Regions from separate parts of the Homo sapiens genome. Here region 1 is linked to region 2. The links are chromatin loops, found by intact Hi-C in ENCODE. Cell type or tissue: heart right ventricle. All regions are shown on one strand. Each heading gives the region's core, and the rest is flanking DNA. Links, peaks and the distances in the headings are about the cores only. Region 1 overlaps TEX41 (testis expressed 41). Region 2 overlaps TEX41 (testis expressed 41).

Region 1 (10,796 bases), core at 1,780-9,779, 130 kb before region 2:
CTAGACTGTAAGAGACTTTATTTTGCTACTGTTCTATCACAGTACCTAACATGCTTGGATTATAGTAAATGTTCACTGCATATTTACTGAATAAATACAGGAACAATTATAAAACAACATTTGTTTTAATAGTGAATGATTATTTTACACATGATGAGTACATTATGAGAGGAAATTCTTACCATAGGGCATTACTATTCAGAGAAAACGTTATGAAAATGCTGAATCTTTGCCTGGACCTTGAAGGCACTATGAAATTTGGTTTATGAAGAGGAGAAGCTGCAGGAGCAGAAATTGGAAAGACTGGTGCTAAGCACTTTGCAGGATAAGAACTAAAACCACACTTAAGGAGTATCTATTATTGCCCCCTGAATTCAAGCCAGAATATCTGAACATGGGAAAATCTACACAATGTTAAGGGAATTCTAGAATATATTAAAAGATAGATGGGTTACAAAATAAAATTTGTGATCACATAGAAATAGAAAAGGATAGGCTATCTGTTACTACAGATAACAAGTAACATTTCACTAACTTCATTTTAAAGGAATGTTTCTAGTTTGGGAGATTAAGAAAAAGCAAAATAATACTTCTTGATTCCCATCAGAAATTACACATCCTATCTTTATTGATAAGATAGAGATTGTAGGTTAAATTATGGGACAGTTAAGACGAGTCATATCTTAAAGGTTTCATATCTTATTTGTAGCATAGTAGTAATGTGCAGTCAAAATTGCCCTTGAAATTGTTTTTAATGTGTCCCAATAAGAACAATACAGGCAGTTTTTCCTCCAGCTATGAAACTAATCATTTTTTCTATGATTGAGCATTATATGAAGAAGTTTGGCTCATGTTTATGAGCTATATTGCATATCAAAAAAAATTTTAACTAAAATCACACTCAGCTTGACAAAATGATCAAACTAAGAACGATATAAAAATAGTAATTTCATGAGAACCAAATCACAAGGTAAGCATCAATTGAATAGAATGTAGGGAAGAATAGCCTCTATTATTTACAGTGTCCTCTCCTATTCTCTACCTCTCTCAATTCTCCAGCTCCTATTTGCAGAGAATACATGATGTGATTCATGTAAGATAAATGTGTCTCCAATGAAATGCACCTAGAGACATTTGATCAATGTGTACTAGAGAAGAAGCATACTTGATATGGTATGATGTGGGCTTCCGTTCTCTCATTTCTGCACAGAGTTTTTGTAAATGGCTTGGATTAAGAGATGCAGAAGGAAGCATATTTATTTTTCATAACATAAAGCTTAAAAGAGAGCTATTGCTTCAGAATATAGAGTTAATATACAAACATCTCGAGAATCTAGAATTGTGGCTGCAAATGAAGATGACATTTAATAGAGTCAAGTAAAAAGTTGCAGAATTATGTCTGAAATATTAGTTCATTCAGAGGGGCAAATACCTAAATAAGTTTTTTAAAAAAGACTACCTGTTGGATATGAATTAAAAAGCAAGAGCTATAGTGGTGAGAACTCTATGTTAGAATAATAATAATAATCCATATGCTAATCAAAAACAACTTCACAGTAGAAAAATATTTTCGCATTTTACTTTTAATGATACATTTAGAAAGATAGTGATCAGGAAGAAACAAAAGGCAGGGATTAAAAAATTTGAATCCCCTTGTTTATTCACACACAAACACACACTATATATTTATATATAATATATATTTAAAACTCTTAAAATATTTTTAACAAAAGTAAAATCTTAACAAAATAAAATTTATCAGTGACTGTCTCAGTGGCATTTAGTAAAGTAAATGAATGAGTCTGAGGGCAATTTGGAGCCCCTTGAAAGGAGCTGAAGGCTAATAGGCTTTAGAGTTGTTTCATATGATTTAGATGAAACAAAATAAAGAAATTTTTATTCTGAAGAAATGAGATAGTTCACCGGGAAGGATCATGGACTCATCTTATAATGGTAGACTACAAATTTGGCAACAACTGGAGTCACCAACTGGTCTGAATTCTCTCTCAGTGAAATACTTGTTTGATCGTTTATAGAATCTTAAAATGAAAGAAATTGGACAAGTTTGCTAATACGAGTAATAGTAATGTTTTGAAACATGTCTTCCAAATAGTTATTTAACTTGTCACCTAGTCACTGTTTATCTAAACACAAATTCGAGAGGCTGACTCTTAACTGTTCAAAAATTCTGGGGATTCAAATTGACATTTTTAACCTTGACCTCTCTCTTGAACTCCAGAATTCAATATTCCACAGTCAAGGAATCCTCTCCACTTGATACATTCCAAACTGAACACTCGTTTTCATTCATCTATACCTGTTCCTACTCCACAGTTTCCTTCTCAATTTATATTTTGAAGTCATTCTGTCAGCTTAGATTTTTAAAATGGAATATTTTGTCCATTTAAAGGAATTGCATATATTTGGATTTAAGTCTGTACCATATTGTTTTCTATTGTATTTAATCCACCTGTTTTAGACTTTTTCTCATTTTTGCTTTTTCTTTTTGATTAATCAAATATTTTTCATCGTTTGGTATTCTCCTTTATTAACTTCTTAGCTATTCATTCTTTAGCTATCCCTTTAGCAAATATCCTGTGATTTACAATATGCATCTTTGGTTTATTACTATCTATTACATATTTCTCTGTCTTTATAAATGGTGATTCCATTTTTATAGCTATAGAGGCCCAAATTTGGGGTTTATTCTTGATTATTTTCATTCCCTCGTCTATAAATGCAACCCATCAAGAAAAGCCTTTGGCTCAAATTCATGAAATACAGATGCTCCTTGACTTACAGTGGGGTTATGTCTTGATATCCATCTTAAGTTGAAAATATTGTAAGTCAACAATGTACCTAGTATACCTAAACTATCATAGCTTAGCCTAACCTACCTTAAAAGTGCTCAGAACACTTACATTAGCCTATAGTTGGGAAAAATCATCTGGCAGTAGAGATGGTACATGACTTATAATGGTTTTTCAACATTATGGTGGTACAAAAGCAATAGGCATTCAACAGAAACTGAACTTTAAATTTTGAATTTTGACCTTTTTCAAGACTAGCAAAATTCAGTGCAATACTCTGTCATGATGCTGGGCAGCAACAGGGAGCCACAGCTCCTAGCCATGTGGCCACTAGGGTAAATAACAGATACTCTAGAGTGCACTGTGTTGCCTGATGGTTTTGCCCAACTATAGGCTAATATAAGTGTTCTGAGCACATTTAAGGTAGGCTAGGCTAAGCTGTGATGCTCGGTAGGTTAGGTTTATCAAATGCATTTTCAACTTATGATATTTTCAACTTAGGATGGGTTTATTGGGATGTAACCCCATTGTAAGTTGAGGAGCATCTCCACATTATAGAGTATCAGTTGTTTCCCCTGGTGATCACATGGCTTACTGGGAACTGTGGGTTTGCAAGAGAGTGTAGTACTGCATTCTCTAGCCTGGGAGAAGATCAAAATTCAAAAATACTGTTTCTACTGAATGTGTATCACTTTTATACCATCGTAAAGTTTGCAAATTGTAAGTCAAACAATGGTAAGTCGGAAACGCCTTTATTTTAAATTTAACCACTTCTAACCACCTCCACTCCTAGCCCTCTAAACTATGACCAGCTTTCACCGAGCCTATTCAAACAGCTTCCTCACCAGTGCTTCTTCCCCCTTGCTTCCCTAGAATCTGTGTTTCCACTTAAATGTCAGAGGGATCCTTTCAAACATAGCCAGATAATATCAGTACTATGCTCAAAGCCCTACAGAGGCTGGCCATCGCTTATCCTTGGAGACCCGATCTCTCCAAGGATAAGTCAGATTCCCAATTCTCTCTGCAGTCTCACCTCCTGGCACTCTCTCAGTCACTCACTGCTCTATAGCATCACTGGTCCCTTGTTATTCCTCAAACACACTCAGGGCAGTTTCCTGCTTCAGGGGCTTTGAGTGGCTGCTCTCCTGCCAGGAATATCTTCCACAGTTATCTGCTTGATTTGTTCTATCACTTCCATCAGGTCTGTGCTTAACGGTCACTGCCTCAAAAAGGGGTTCCTAACCACCTTTTCCAAATCAACATGCCCTCACTCTTTATCTTTTTGTTCTATTTTCTTTACAAAAACAAAACAAACAAACAAAAAAAAACCTGACATAATTTGTCTGCTTGTTACCATCTTTCTATTTTCTTTAAATGCAAACATCATGGATATAGAGAGAAGTTTTTATTTTCCCTCTTGTTCCCTCCCCAGACTAGAAAAAGGCTTAAATAGACCTCAAAAGAGGTTAAATGGATATTTATGAAATTTAAACATTAATAAATGATTTCTAATTGTTAGAAAGTTTCACCTCTCCCCTGTATTCTTGTTTCTCCCTTTTACAGTTTCTCAAAAGAACTCCATACACTGGATTATCCACATCTAAGTCTTAACTAGAATGCACCTTCCTTGGGGGGTGCAGCTTACTCCATCCATAGGTAACTAGTCCCTACACACAGTGCTGATGCCCGGCAGGGGCTTCCCCTCACAGCATCCCTGCTGAACTGCCATCTCTCCTCTCCATCACGATTAGCCCGATCAACTGAAAGATGCTTGCTCTGGGATCTTGTCCATTATTTCTTCCAAGAATTGCTAACTACCTAACTTGTTTTTAAATGCTTTCCACACATATTAAAAACTGTTGCCACCAATGGTGGAGTGTGGCTCAGAGTAAAGTGATGCATTATATCATTTTCCCCTAGAAGTCACATATTTCTCTCACTATCCTTTTCTTTACCAGATACAGCAGAGGTGTCCAACAGAAATATAATACAAGCCACAAATGTAAGCCAAATAAGTCATTTTAAATTTTCTAGTAGTCACATTTTTAAAATGTAAAAGAAACATGAAATTATGAGAGCACATTTAATTAACAAAATTTTATCTAAAATATTATGAGTTCAACATGTAACCAAAATGATGATACAAAGTCTTGTATAAATTATGGGGGTTGTAGCAGTCTGGCCATATCATTAATAGCTTAGAGTGATCAGCTGAAGAAGTAGTCAGTCCCACCTTGAATGTTAAAAAGCTGGGATTCTCAAGGAGGGGGTGGCAGAATGCGAGAACCAGGGGTGGGAGTCAGGATCATCTCAGAGAACTTTCTAAAAGAGCATGTAGAGATAAAAAGCATGTGTGATTTGAAAAAAAAAAAAATCCAAAACAATTTATAAGTCACCCTCATTTCCTTCCTAATTTGAGATCCAGAGTGGAAAAGAGAATTCTTCCAATGGGAATGGATAATTAATAAAAATTCTTCCACTTCCAATACTCAAAGACTACATAATATAGAAGCTTGGCATCCTCCCAGCTCTTTCATAAATCATCCCACATTATGCAACACTTATTTTTCCAAATAGAGGTAAAAGATTACATCCTTAAGGTCCATTTTATCTAAATGCATCCCTTTTGGCCCAGTGTGTAGAACATATCTAGATTAATGATTGAGGGCATCTAACTATGAAATGAATCACTATTACCTTTCCTTTTTCCACCCCCCCTCTCTCTCTGTTGGCTTTTCTCTAGTACAGGATTTTTCACAGGACAACAGCTTTTGATTTGGACTTTTAACCTCTTTGGATTGAAGTAGAGAGAGGGCATATTAGAACAAAATTTATGGAGAAATTCAAAATTAAATATCAAAGTGTAGGCATGAATGTGTGGGACAATTTTGATTTGTATTTGCTTTCCCACACCATTTTGTATCCCATGGTAGAGGCTGTCATGAGTAGGGAAGTATTCCAGTTAGTGGAACAACGGCCTGTGAATTCATATATTGGCAACATCTTAATTCTGTTCTGTGACTTAATCTCTCTAAGATTTACATTGTAAAAACAGTAATCTAGACATTTCAGGGTTGCTTGCTATCTAAAGATGTAAAAAACAAAAGTACACAAATGAATGGTTTCAAAATGCTTTTGAAAAATAATGTAAACATCACCAAAAGGTTTTGTTTTTAATTGTCAGATGCTTTCTTTCTCATTTTCAGATGATGACAAACACAATGGCAGACACTCAATATTTCTGAGAGTTTTTTAATATGCAAACTTTTTGATTTGAACATTAAGAGTTTGATAGCACACAATAGCCTCTGTGGCTTTAAAATGCCTTAATTATTTTAAATACAAATGTAAAATTCAGACACCTAGTGTTACTTAAATGCACCCAGGTTTCTGTGGTTTAATAATAACATCTGTTTTGGTTTTTCAACCACAAAAGTGCATTTAATCTGTTCTTCCTTTAGTTGAACTTTTCACATCTGCTTCGGCTCGGTTCCCATAAGCTAAAGACCAGATCTTTTCCAAAAGTAGGAAGTCTACCTGTACGACTGTTGTTCTAGCTCAAAAGATCTGTTTTTAATACCAGCTGAAGATTTCAAAAGAATAACAAAAATAAACTTCTTACCCATAATGCACTTCTTATGCTTTTTGGCTTACATATCAGTGCGGTCATTTTATGAATGCAATACTGCCTGGACATTTTAAATTAAAACAGTGAATTGTCAGATCACACATGCCCAGGTAGTCCCTGATCTCTTAAGTTTTTTAATCATGGAAAAAGAGTGTATTCTATTAAGTTAATTTTTCATGAAAAAGTTATACTAAGGATGGACAGTGGCTTAAAAACCTCAGTGGTTTTTTTTGGACACACACTTAGTGCTTATCTGAATCCCATGGGTCCTGAAAAGTAGGCCGGAAAATGTTGCAAGGACAACATTACTTCACAGATTTTCCACAATTGTTTGCTGCCTCCGAGGCTTCAGCTCTTATAACCAATCCTAAGAGACCTATCTAAAATCAGAGACTGTGAAACCAAATCCTAATAAGCGTCTTTGAAAACCAACCAAGGTGCTGAGATGAAACACATTTTTCTTTACGTATGAATTTTGGTAGAGAAAATTATTGAATAAATGAGTGCCTGGGTTAGATATGTGATAATTGTTTTTCTCAAGTGGAAAGATTGACTCTCTTTATCAGCATTCACAAGAGATTGAACAAAGCTGAATATTCAGTCTTTATTTGGACAAGATTTAATTGATATCAAGTTAGTCTAATTATTTTATTTTAGAAAGTTATTTTGAATATGTGAGATGCACATAATTATATATTTTTCCTGATGTATGATTATGTAATTATACGTGGTCCTGTTTACAGGACAGAGCAACACAGCATGCTGCAATTAGTAGGTGTTCAACTCATGTTTGGTGAATGAGGCCTAATGAGGCAATATAATGGAGAGAGCCCGGTAGACTACCTTTGTCGATGCAAACAAGATGATTCTGTGATTTGAATAATTTCCCAATGTCTTACGTAAATAGGAGTTGTCAGCAGGGGTGATTCAACTTAATTCAAAAAATATTTACTGATTGCATGACATGTGCAAGTCACTACAATAAGCAGAGTAACAAATACAGGAATAAGCATGAGTTTTACAAAGTTAAAGTAGCAAATTATGAAAAATGCCTTAAGAAAAATAGCAAAACACTGTTATGGTGGAAATAGCATTTGAGACAGGCCTTGAAAGAAAAGTCATCAAAATTTGGAGAGTGTTGAATACGAGAGTTTTGAACGAAAGGTGAGAAAGAAAGTGATCTGGTAAGACAGCAAAAGATTTCAGGTCTAGAGAACATAATTAGGAAAAGTAGAGAATGACAAGCAGTTTCATTTGTCTCATGGACAAGGATAAAGATAGAAGAGTAGCCTGGTGGTATGCTATGGAACACTTTAAATGCTCTGCCAAGGAGCAGGCACATCATATAGTAGACAATGAGAGCCTGAATCTTCAAATTAGGTTTTCTTAATGGTATTCAAATATTTACCACAAATTTCCATCATTTTGCCAGCAAAGACAGATCTAAACAAGTACATTTTTTTCCAAACTTGGTCAAAATCATTTGGTATTGCTCTTAAATTTATTTTTCATTTAAAAGATAAGTCGTGGAGGGGGATATCTGTCAAATTTTCTGAACCTTACATTCATTGCTGGGCTTGAAGATAAAGCATAAGAGGTCCTTTTACAGTTCACGCAGAAGAAACAGTCTCTGGAAGAGAGAAGGAAACCCTTAAAAATATGAGTAGAAAAGCCATTTGTGGAACTTCTTGCACCCAAATACTCAAAATTAAGTGCTATCAAGATCTATTTGACTATTGGCAATTCTAAGAAGAAGGCTCCCTATATAAACCATTAGTTAAATGACAGTTATTGAGATTTTTATTTAATGACAAGGAGGAAGGAGAATATGACACAAAATAAGACAAAGACTTTTCCTGTGTGATTTTGGATCTAAGCACTTATTTATAACTATTGTAAATATAACTAATATTTTGGTCACTTTGTTGAGAGAGTCATAAAATCAACTCTATAAATATTAATTGAGAAAAGCACCACGATGAAATTTTTCAATGCTTTAACATAACAGTGATGGGATGTTGAGAAATACGGAATTTTGTTTTGTTTTGTTTTCATCATGATGCTACACAGACAGAATAGGGATGTACATAGCTAGGTGTGTCTATCTGTGTGTTATAGACACATACACACATAAAGGAAATATAATTTTAATATTTCTGCCAGTCTGAGATTAAATAGAGTGATATGGGTCACACCCTCGGTGGTTCTTTATTTACCTTTTATGGGGACATGACAATGTGGATGGAATATGGAACAGAAAGGAGAAAAAGATTTAGTATGCTCCAAATGTCCCAAACCAGCTTGTTATTATTATCCCTATATCTTCTTCACTCCAACCTGACCTGCTTCCAGTATTATCTCCCATCTACTGAAGAATATAAAGCAATGCTCATGACTTCCGGCCCTATATCCAACCCAACATAATGCCTTACACCTTTACTCATGAAGTATTTTTCAATTTCAATTCTATCACCAATTCTACCACCCTAATCCAAGCCACCACTGTGCCACATGTAGAGGCCCGTGATAGTACATTATCTGTTCTAGTTTCACCCCCCCACCCCAACCCTTCTCCAATTCATTTTCCATGCAGCGGGCAGATGGCTATGATCTTGTCACCACCCACTACCTATCTCTATCCCTTGCTATTGCTCTTAGGATGTTTCTCACTGTTGTACCTATTCCATTTAGCTATGATGGAATTAAATTTATTTTAATTGCTGTGCTCAGATGGGAAGAAAGACTGATAAATAATGAGATAAATGAGGGAACTGGAAATATTCAGAGATTGGTCATTTTGCTTTTATGCCCTGAAGCAATGATATTTCACATTAAATAAATTTTTTTAAAAAAGGCAGTTTCTTCTCCAGGGCAACATTATCTTTGTTTTTTTATAGAGTTCCCATGATTACTCATTGGTTTGGTATTCTGGAGTTTGTGGACTTTATTCAGAATATGAGAAACCTAATTCTTTATAAGTCAAAAGCAAGTACTGAAAATTTAATTCATAAAGAAAAGAGTTTTCCACATATTTTCACAGGCTTCCTTAAAAATCTTCCCCATTTTGCTCGTCACAGTACTTCCAGAAGGGATCGTGTTATTACGCAAGATTTCAAGTAGGGCTGCTATTGAGGAGGCTACCTGGACTCAATTTTTAACTTTATATTTCAGAATTCCACCATGTGTTTTTCCTTCTCATAAAGGATCAAAACCACATCATGACAGAACAATCTGTGAGAATCATAGGCTTTTAACAAGGAAGAAACGGATTAAAAAATACTTCACGCCTTATTAAAGAAATCCCTATGTTCCTCAAAAGCACTTTTTAGCATCTTATTAGTGGCATTTGATCTGACTGACATATTGACCAGTAATTGGAGCAGAAGATGGATCTATTCCACTTAGATCACAAAGGGAATAAAAATTTTGGCTGTAAATTCAAGACGGACAACTTCCAAATAATTTCTTTAGAATAACTCCCTATAAAACAGCCTTCTAAGTTGTTCTAGATACATCGTCAGATTCTTTAATAAATCACTGGCCAATAGGTGAACCTTATTGTTTTTATTTGGATTTGGAAATAAACCAAAATAGGATTGATCTGAAAGTGAAAGTGACTTTAAATGCCCACCCTCTACTCATATCAATAGAAAAATCTATATTGGTAGCTAAAACATTATTGGATAATATTTTGTTGTTGTTCGGCTTGTGTTTTTTCTTTTTCTTTTTTTTTGTTATCTCACCACTCACACATTAACTTTCATTGGTTTCAGTATCATATTCTCATTGAGTAACTGCTTCTCAAGTTGGAATGAGACAGTTATTTCATCATTTTCTAAAATTTCTTAAATAGCCAAATAGCTCTAACTTTAACACAATGATAAATGTTTCACTATTTCACAATTATGTGAAACAACAAGCTATAAACCAACGAAGCATCTACAGAGCATACTCAAATATTTCGTTTGTAACTATACTAAAAAACTCTCATTATCTAGATCACTACCAATATTAATTACTGACTTGCATTTTGTGGTTTTGTTTTTATTGTTTAAAGAATAAGGGGAAAAGGCCGGGTGTGGTGGCTCATGCCTGTAATCCCAGCACTTTGGGAGGGTGAGGTGGGCAGATCACAAGGTCAGGAGATCAAGACCATCCGGGCTAACACAGTGAAACCCCGTCTCTACTAAAAATACAAAAAATTAGCCAGGCGTGGCAGTGTGCGCCTGTAGTCCCAGCTACTCGGGAGGCTGAGGCAGGAGGATGGCGTGAACCTGGGAGGCGGAGGTTGCAGTGAGCCGAGATCGCACCACTGCACTCCAGCCTGGGTGACAGAGCAAGACTCTGTCTCCAAAAAA
Region 2 (10,796 bases), core at 1,063-9,062:
TCAACTGTGCACAGCCCTGCCTCTTTCCTGTGAGAATAAACATTTCGTCAAATGAAAACAGTTTCAAGACTAGGGTTTCCTTGGCCAAAGTTAAAATAAAAGCTTTCCCCTGATGTAATTAAGGCAGAGACAACTGTAGACATGTTCTAAATCCTTAAAATGCTCAATCCATCCACAGTCCCCATGTGTCCCGCTGGAGCCAAAGTCATCTTAATTATGTATTCTAGGTAGAAGGCAAAAGACCAAATCCCGCCTCATCCGGACTTCAAAGCATTTCAAATCTCATCCACATCTCCTTGGTTTTTCTTTCACTTAATATTAAGTGTTCTATCATTAGCCCTAAACTTTCTATTGATGTACCACTTTTTATTTAAAGAAATAAAAATAGGCTGAATAAATCAGTGATTGAGACCATTTCTCCCCAATGCCCAGTTCCCTCCTTGGGAATGAAGCACTTCATGTTAGTGACATAATTTATTGATGCATTGCCTTAGTCAAGGAATATTTCAAGGGAACCTGAAGGGCCTAGGTAATAGGGCAATCAGACAGTGTGCCCAAAGCCCCATGCCAACAATTGTTTCTATATGTCATCCAATTAAAAAGCACCCCATGCAGCCTGTAAAAAAATAGATATTAAAAAGGGGTTATCAATCATCTGAAAGATGTATATGCGTGGTGAAGAAGGTATGAATGAGGGCATACATTTGTGTGGATAAAGAGAAGGAAGAAGTAGGGAGTGATTGACAAGTGGATACATATAATTATTGAGAGCCTACTATGTCCCAGGCATATTTGTAGACACCAGAGATGTGTGCAGTAGAAGAACACAATCAATGCTCAGCCATCTGGAATCACGCAGTGGATACAGGAATAAATACCTTAGTCTCACTCTCTGGTCTTTGATATACTCTGCTGGTAAATTCAATCAGAAGCTGTGAAGCCAAGGAGTTTGTTGACACCATTCACACTTGTCACTTCCCAAGGCACAGAGCGGAATTTTAAAAGATGGAGGGCAGATACAGAAGGGCCACGAAACAAATATTTAGTACTGCTCTCTTTCTCATTTCCTTTGCAGTACTATTCGCTGATTCAGCGTTGAGTCTTTCAGGATGCAGAGGCTGTCGGAGAATCACAGTAACTCGCCATACATTTGGATGCCTCTGACACCGGGTAGACCATATGATAACCTAGTGCTCAGGAAGTATTCAGGTTTCTTCCTAAATAATTATACTCTTGAAAACTTTAAAATTATGTCCCGTGAACAGAATAGGTAGCTTCATTTGGGGTCACTGTGTATCAGTAACTAAATGTCTTTTTAATCTTTGTTTCTAATTTTGGAATGAAGTCTTTAGAAACTGAAAACCACAGGGTAGTGAAATGTAACCTTTTTCTTACTCATTTCTTATTTGAAATATGCTTGAAGTTTTGGAAAATCAACAAAAAACTAATTGAAAACTAAGAAATGGAAGGGCAAAAATCCTGAGCTATGTCTCTATGCACACCACTGTCTCCAGGACCTAGAATCATGAGTACACATAGCACCCTTTAAATATCTGTTTAATGGGTTAATGAATTAGTTGTTAGTTTCTCTCTAGGGCAAAATGGTAAGTACAAAGGACCTCGAATATCAGGTAGTTTGGCCATGACCCATGAGAGGAACAGCATAATCCATATGGCTCAGACCCAATATGAAGTCATCATTCATCATTTATATATCTAGAACAAGGGGTGAGTGATGAAGAAGAATAAAATGAGTGAAAACAACTTCATGGAGGACTTACTATGTTAAGCACTGCACTAGGTCCTTTATACAAAAGTCTTATTTGATTCTACAAACAACCCTATAAATTAGATACTAGTATTTATTCTACAGATAAGAAAACAGAGCAGTAAGTGTAAAAAGCAAATCATTCAAAAGAAACAGAAAAAAGTGAAACAAAGTGTTGCTTGGGTCAGAGATAAAAAGCACCAGAAATTAAATCCTCCTTCAAATGTTGACATATTAATTTAACACTTTCACCAGAAATCACAACCAGCAACGTGCTTACTTTAGGAATGTGCGTGCATGTTTGCACATGTATACACATTTCCATTGGATGATAAAACTAAATCCCCCTTTGGAAAAATATAATGAACGAATCCAGAAAATTGTTTCACCAAAACCTCCTATAAATGATCTCAGGTCTGTTTTGGAAGAAACTACTCTCCAAGGAGAAATGAAATAAGCTTTACTTTCAACATTCACTGTCTTTTGGTGCTGTTCATGAATAAATTGGGCTAATTGTTGAATGTGAGAAGTGATGATTTTATGATATATATATTACTGCCCCAAAATTATTAGTTGTTAAATTCATCATCTTTAACCAACAGGTTAGGCTGAATCTAGAAGAAACAGATATGGTTCTCAATGTGCAGTGCTGTACACACTTTGCAATCCCCACATTTATGTGCAACAGGTAACTCCAGTTACAGAGTCCACAAACCTGAAACACTGAAGGAGTTTCAAATATCACATAACATTTCAATATTTAATATGTATTCTAAGCATATCAATTTCTGCATATAAAGAGTGACTAGCACATCATGCATTACCATGTCATACCAGTTCTGAGGAACAACGGCTTTCAATTTAAAGAATAAAACACCCTCCAGCTGAAGAAAATTCTCACATTACAATATGTTTAAAAGAATCTATTCCAGTTGTGGTTGGTTGTCTATGAGAAATCTTTTTCATAGGGGGAATAATTGAACATTCCCATGTGAAAGTCTTTCTTTCAAGAGAAAAAAAAAACTGTACATTGCATTTTATACAAACTAGGTGAATTCAAAATGATGGATCATTTCAAAAATATTCATTCTACTATTTACTTACATAAATGTGGTTGTATAAAAAGTAAAAAAGGAATGCATTCACAATTGGTTTAAGTAATTTTCTCTTGGCAAACCACCATATAAAACAGGGGCGTCATGGCGCCACAGAATTCTGAATTGTGGTAGAGCATCATCAGTACACATGGCATTAATCTTTGTCTCGTTGCAGGAGACACCCTTGCTTGCATTAGCAGGCTGCCTCTTAAATGGAAGATGGTGTAATGTAACTCAGGTTTAAATAACACAATAAATAAGAACTCGATTTCTCTTTAGTCTTTCTTACTAATCTCTTCCAAGACCTCTTTGTTAAAGTGCTTCATTGTCTACACATTCTAATGTAAATGACAACTTTTTTGGAGGGGTGCAGAGACTCCCAAAAGAGCATGGTAAAGGAAGAAGCTCAAGGGGTTAATATCAAAATTCAGTACTTAACATGTTAAGCAATCGAAATACTTTTTTAAAAAAAACATATGTATGTAAATGTTACATAATTACTTGCCCCACTTTCCTGTCTTTTAGCAAACTGACAGTCCCAGTATTTTGGAAATCTCACTGTTTTATATCACTTCATGCTCTCCATGACAAGGGGAACATTTAGCTGTCCTTAATGTCTTCTAATTAAATACACAAAGCATTCTTAAAGTCTTCTTTCTCCAAATACAGATATACTTTAATATAACAGATTTTTCCAAATGCATTTTTCTATTGAACTGAGAAGCTTTCAGAAACTGTCCCCACTGAACATAATGACTATTTAAGGAAACAAGCTATTTATGTGGAAATATTAAGAGGGATGATTTTGATAACCCACACTCAAGGCCAAAATAAGGATCATTGGGACTTTTACTGAAGAAGTTAATGGAGGCCAGGCCATTGGCAAATGACCTTGAAATCCCTCGATGTAGCCTCAAATTGGCTTCAGCACAAGCTTATTATTAATGCAGACAGCTAGTTTATACCATGAAAAGCACATGGTATCTCTCTCTCCAAAACCATAGCTGTCACTCAGGCACCCGCAGATTCAAATAAAAGCCATCAATGTGACAACAGTTTTACACTTTTACATATTTTTACTAAATATCACAAGTTTAGTAATCAGTATTTTATGTTGCCTAAGAAAATTATAATTCATCTGCTCAATGGCAGCTTTACATATGTATATTTAAAAATTACTATATAAAAGTATTAAAACATATTACAACACTTGATTTAGATTTTAAATCGTATTTGTCTCTCTGACTATGCCCCAGAGTAATGCCCCAGACACACATATCAAAAACCTTTTATTTTTAGGTACCTCAATATGTTAAAACTATTTTCTCTAATGTTTTTTAAAATTGACATATTTCAGAGCTTGCACACACACACACACACACACACACACACACACACATACATGCAGACACACTCACTCTACCCAGTCAGAAAGGAACTGTTTGTTCAGTTTGCAGATATGAAATCATTAGGGACTGGATTTCACTACGGGAAATTTGAGTATCATGTACTGTTAACGCAAAATAAAGAAATAAAGCCTGGGAAGTTAGAAGATTATTTTTTTTGGAAATGCATGTTTAGAACTTAAGAAAGAAAAAAAAATAAAAACATCTTCTAATGGTAAAGCATTAACAAATACTTTTTCATATGAATAAAATCTGTAATCAGTTAGATAAGAGCAATGTGCCTTTTTTTGGCATTTAATCAAACAATGAAATCATATACACATTTCCTGACACAAAAGACAAATGATGTAATAATCTGAAGGAGTTTCTCTATCTCCTTGGAACTTTGCATACTTGACTTGTTTTCCATATTTTGTGACTTTAAATGGTGGGAAAATTATATTAAAATGCTTGTAGCAGTTCCTCTAAACTAGCATCCTTTTTGTTTTATTGTATTTAATATAAAAGCAGCAATTATTTGATTTCAAAGTTATGAAAATATGTACCTTATGAGAAAACAAGCAATTTAAGCTTTAATTGGTGTCATTTTTCACAGAACTGGCAAGATTCTTGCATCCCTGGCACGTTGTTTTTCTATAAAACTGCAGAGCTGCCTTCCATGAATGTTTTACGAACGCAAAAGTTGTTATATGAAGGTATATGCATAGATGCCTGGAAATATAAGATTTCTGGTGGGAGTTATTTACAAAAGATGTATTTCATTTGTTACTGTGTGTGTAACAACTCCTATTATTCTCAATGTTTCTCTCTTCTCAATAAGACTGTTCTTAGCTCATGTCTATGAAACATTGGGACTTATGTCTAAAGTAAAATAAAAGCGGATGCTTTGATGAGGGAAAAATAGAACACTTGAGAAAAGCATAAAAAGAAATTACAATTTTGACTAAAACAAAACCCTATTATAATATGTTGAAAGGTTAATTCTGGTTTTAATCAGAAGAAAGATAATATAGACTATGTACTGAGAGGCTTGCCTTACATAAATTACATAGAGGCACCACAAGACTATTTTCTGAAGTGTTGCCTTACCATGAATACCTTTATTTATTCTGTTCATATTATATATTTCCCACATTTTCCAAAATAGTGTTATGTTCTGAAGGACAAATGTTTTATATATGCTTTGAGAGATTTCACCATCGTCTCATTTCTAAGGACTTTAGTGATTTCCACACCTGGGGAGGTATTTCTTTGTTGTTGGTGGGTTTTTTTTAATGAAAATTCCCAGAGCCACTGCCAAGGTTTCGTATTCAAAAGATCAGAATAAAGGTAGAGAATCTGTGTTTTTTTTTAAATGTCTAGTTGGTTTCTATAAGCAGCCAGATTTGAGGGAAACTGCAGATTAGTGGACTTTATGCAGAAAGTTCCTGTTGGGGGACTGGACATTAGGATACATAAGTATTCTTTATATTTCATTTACATCTTTGTCTTTTTTTAATGTTGGCTATTTTTATTAATAACTATGGCTAATACATACTCAATGTTACTGTATGCCAGGCACTAAGCTAACCACCTTGTACGCTTGTATCCCAACAATCCTACAAAACAGAAGAAAATGTATTCTTTCCTCTTCAGAGATGAAGACATTTTTTGTTAGGGAGTAATGTACAATGGTCAGACAGCAAGTGATGAACAAGTAAGAACTAGAATCTAGGTCTGTGTGACTCTAAAGGTCACTTTTCTAACCACTGCTCTATATAGAAGATTCAAACAGAAAGGGAGCTGCAGATGTTTTGAAAACCTTTTCATGTTGGCTACCCAAATAAAGTATTAACACCACTAGGAATTATGTGATCTGAACTATTGATATCCCCCTCATTAGTATCATTATTGGTTTGATTCAATTTTGATTCAAAATGAACCACCCGACACTGATTGAATGGCATCAGAACAAGCTTTTCCATTGCTGCCATTTTCCACAAGCATCAATAATAAAACGTTTAAATAGTAGCTCAGTGAGAACAAAAAAAATCTTTATGTTCAATCTTTCAACTAATAATCCAAGACTATATTAAAACTCTACCAAGATATGACCAAAGATACAGTTGGGGAAGTTTAAAAGATTTTTTTTTCTGGGAAACAAACAAATGCACTTCCAAATGGGTATCAATGAATTGTGCATCTTTCAGATATGTCCTTTGATCCTGAGAGTTTTCCATGATCCTTCCAATTTGGGTTTTGGATCCCGTAGCACTTTGAGATCATGCCATTCAGAGTACTAATCTGTGAGTTGCTGAGTGGCAAGGCTTCTGCCATTTTTCTCTCTATCCCCAGATATAAGCATATCGTTCTGAGCATTACCTTAGGGAACTGGAGACATTATTTAGGCCCAGAAGAGCTATGGAAGTACCTGAAGACAGAAGTGAGGAAAGAAAGCCAGTGAAGTAATATGGGCTCCGGTTAAGGAAGGTGACATATGATACAGGTGTAGCAAAAGGTCAAAATCACAGGAGTGAGTAGTTGAGCAGAAGCTGATAAGTGTGTGCTTGAGAGGAGAAGACCGTGGACTAAGGCAGAGACATTTATCGAGTGTTTTCCTAGCACTGTGCTATGTACAGGATAAGAAGTGTGTTTTTATTTCCTGTTATAAGTAAACAACTATGAACATTTGTCATTTTGACTATTTATTTGTTCAGGGTGTTTTATGAGTACCTGCTGTATACTGGGCCCTGTCTTACACTATTGTAGAAACACACACAATCCTAACTCCTGTGAGGCTCAGTCTAGTAGGTGATAAATAACAAGTAGAAGAACTGGAGGAAACAAATATTTGATCACACATTATGATGACTGCTGTGAGCACGTGTCTTGAGTCCCCCACATCATAATGCCATCCACTGTTTCCTTTTGGAGTCACGTATTTTCAGTTCAGAGATGAGATTAAATACTTTGTAAAGAACACCCGGTATCAGTTCACAAAGTTCAAAAGATAACTTCTAAAATAATGTGCATCACTTTTCCTAATAAGTAAACCCAATAAGACTTCATATATTCACTTGCTTCTGAGTGATTCAGGTTGAAGGGGACAAGAGATACCCTCTGGGTGCAGGAGTGAGCTGGTCTGGCCAATATGAAGAGGATCAGGGACTTGACTCTTGCCTTCTAGAAGTTCAGGCATCTCAGCAATGTCAGAAAGAGGAGAGGGTATTGTGCCTGTCAGGACTGGCCATTTTAAGAAACCCGTATTAGAATGTGATGTCATAAGTAAAGTCAAGTCTTATGGCTTAATTTTCTCAGTGGAGATTAATGGGAATGGAGAGATGATTTGTTCTGAAATTAGGGGTTTCAGGTGGGAGGCAAGGACAAAGTGTGTCACTTCCACCATTGCCCCAGTCCCGATGCTCACCTTTGGCACCAGCACAGTCCTGCAATTACCATCCTAGATTCACCAGGATGACTTCACGTCCTGCAAGATGCTTTCTCATCACAAGCTAAAAATTTCTTTCAACCCTAAAATAGTAACATGAAAAATGCCAGAGCACAATACAATTATTTGCAAAAGACATCCCATCTGCCTAAAGAGTCACATGAAAGCATAGCAGCCAATGTGCTCAAATAATTAAATAATTGGATATGAGCCTGGGTGGGGGAGCAGAGAGTGAGAACCAGACATGGGAATAGAAGCTCCTTGTTTCCCAAAGCCAGATCAATCAGGATGGAGAGCAAGATATCACAGAAGCAGCTAACAGGCCACCAAAGTCCCTGCCATTTGGTGAGGACAGACTGCTATGGTTTATATTGTGTGAGTCTACATGCACTATGAATTTATTCAGAAATCTTTTAGTTTGATATTAATTATGTAGTTCTGCGTCATTTTGGCTTTGCCTATTAATTACTACCTTAGAAGTACTTTTTCTGTCCTTTATAATTATTTCTATATTGGAAATTGAATGTCATTACACAGGCTTTTATTTTATCACATGCATACCCTCATCATGTGTTCAGCCTAAATAGCAACTAATTTCTCACAATTATCTAGCCAGTCAACCAGACAACCATGTGTATTGACTGCTTAGGGCAGAGATCAGCAGACTATGGCCCACTAGCCAAATCTGGCCCACTGACTATTTTTATATGGCTTGTGAACCAAGAACAGTTTTTTATGTTTTAAAATGGTTGCAAAAAAACAAAAGAAGACTAACATTCTGTGAAACATAAAAATTATTTGAAATTCAAATTTTAGTAACCATAAATAAAGTTTTATTGGAGACAGCCACACCCATTTATTTACATATTATCTTTGACTTTTTTTGTATCCCAATAACAAAGTTGAGTCATTGGCACAAAGATTATACAGCTTGAAAAAACTAAAACATTTATTATCTGGCCCTTTACAGAAAAAATTTTCTGAGAAAGCATCTTGCAGGATGTGAAGTCCATCCTGGTGAATCTAGGATGGTAATTGCAGGACTGTGCTGGTGCCAAAGGTGAGGGTCGGGACTGGGGCAACGGTGGAAGTGACACACTTTGTCCTTGCCTCCCACCTGAAACCCCTAACTTCAGAATAATTCGTCTCTCCATTCCCATTAATCCCCACTGGGAAAATTAAGCCATAAGACTTGACATAACTTATGACATCACATTCTAATACGGGTTTCTTAAAATGGCCAGTCCTGACAGGCACAATACCCTCTCCTCTTTCTGACATTGCTGAGATGCCTGAACTTCTAGAAGGCAGGAGTCAAGTCCCTGATCCTCTTTATATTGGCCAGACCAGCTCACTCCTGCACCCAGAGGGTATCTCTTGTCCCCTTCAACCTGAATCACTCAGAAGCAAGTGAATATATGAAGTCTTACTGGGTTTACTTATTAGGAAAAGTGATGCACATTATTTTAGAAGTTATCTTTTGAACTTTGTGAACTGATACCGGGTGTTCTTTACAAAGTATTTAATCTCATCTCTGAACTGAAAATACTTGACTCCAAAAGGAAACAGTGGATGGCATTATGATGTGGGGGACTCAAGACACGTGCTCACAGCAGTCATCATAATGTGTGATCAAATATTTGTTTCCTCCAGTACTTCTACTCGTTATTTATCACCTACTAGACTGAGCCTCACAGGAGTTAGGATTGTGTGTGTTTCTACAATAGTGTTAAGACAGGGCCCAGTATACAGCAGGTACTCATAAAACACCCTGAACAAATAAATAGTTAAAATGACAAATGTTCACAGTTGTTTACTTATAACAGGAAATAAAAACACACTTCTTATCCTGTACATATCACAGTGCTAGGAAAACACTTGATAAATGTCTTTGCCTTAGTCCAAGGTCTTCTCCTCTCAAGCACACACTTATCAGCTTCTGCTCAACCACTCACTCCTGTGATTTTGACCTTTTGCTACACCTGTATCATATGTCACCTTCCTTACCAGAGCCCATATTACTTCACTGGCTTTCTTTCCTCACTTCTGTCTTCAGGTACTTCCATAGCTCTTCTGGGCCTAAATAACGTCTCCAACTCCCTAAGGTAAAACTTCCATGGTATGTGCCAGTAGTGAAGATATCACTAATTACCCCAACTGCTATCTCTCTTAGAATAAAGAGGATGACATTTATATACACGATACATCTATTGCTCACTCCCTTTAACACTGAAATAATGCTGTCAGCTCATGGTACATGCCAGTTAGATGCTCATCTGCTTCTGGACATTGGTCACAAAGTCTAAGTCTCCTATAAGACATCAAGAGACCAGGCACACTGAGCAGTGGTAACCAGATTTCTCAGAGCTTTTGAGTGACTATACTAAGAAAACAGTCACAGAAGTATGGGATATGCATACTGGATAGATTGAAAAGGAAAGGTATGATCATTTCCTAACCACTTCATTAAGTTACACAAAGGCAAATTAGTTAAATCATTATAATCAACTACTAGAAATATAAACTTAGTGACATTGTGCAGAAAGAAAATTTATTTTAAAGATACTGGGCTGTCTCATGAAGTCTAGGGCTAGGGATGTGGCCAGGTCTCAGGGAAAAGATGCAATCAAGAACTTATAAAGATGAGGTCTGTCTTCTCTGTCCCATCTCTCCTCTCTTCTTTGCACATATGTTCAGTTCTTCTCTGTTTCTGAGCTGTCCTCTGCTTCCTAGACCATATGGTCTACCTTTATGACAATGGAGGAATCGTATGCCATAGTGGTCCAGCCACCCGAGGCTCCAAATCCAAATCTCCAGATGGGGATTTCTTACTACAAGTTCTTATCCCTGGACTAGTCCACTATTGAGCTGCAGCCATGTGGAAGAGAGGGAGTGAGTGGAGGGAAATTTCTGGAAAACTTGTCAGTTGACGGGTATCTCATAGGCAATGTCATGAAGAATGTACCACAAAAAGGTAAGTATGAGCTAAATATGCCTCACAACCGCTGATTTTAAGATATGAGAGAACTCCCCTGTGAATGGAGAAGACTAGGAAGCAGCAAGGGTCACAACAAGGGATGTGTAAGTAATTCTCTCTG

What was found. Hi-C counts contacts between places; a loop is a spot of excess contacts. Peaks named below come from ENCODE experiments on the same cell type or tissue, not always from the same donor. Only the 100,000 strongest peaks of a DNase experiment are listed, where the experiment ranks them.
Region 1: it touches region 2 in a loop (2.0-fold over the local background); 3 of 110 quality-filtered maps call a loop at or near these places.

What each region holds. Positions count from the first base shown.
Region 1 is chr2:144,995,173-145,005,968 of GRCh38, reverse strand. The region is part of intron 3 of TEX41 (testis expressed 41); the gene reads right to left. Among named protein-coding and RNA genes, the nearest start is that of LINC01966, 120 kb to the right of the region's middle. In heart right ventricle, for the core only: no CTCF peak of the experiment used is centred there; a DNase peak (open chromatin) is centred at 6,727; H3K4me3 peaks cover 74 bases; H3K27ac peaks cover 4,995 bases.
Region 2 is chr2:144,868,393-144,879,188 of GRCh38, reverse strand. All of the region lies in intron 2 of TEX41 (testis expressed 41), which reads right to left. It overlaps LINC01966 (long intergenic non-protein coding RNA 1966), which reads left to right. Exons shown (of 3, transcript XR_923412.3): 3 at 1,076-1,325. Among named protein-coding and RNA genes, the nearest start is that of LINC01966, 8.1 kb to the left of the region's middle. In heart right ventricle, for the core only: no CTCF peak of the experiment used is centred there; a DNase peak (open chromatin) is centred at 4,248; H3K27ac peaks cover 2,101 bases.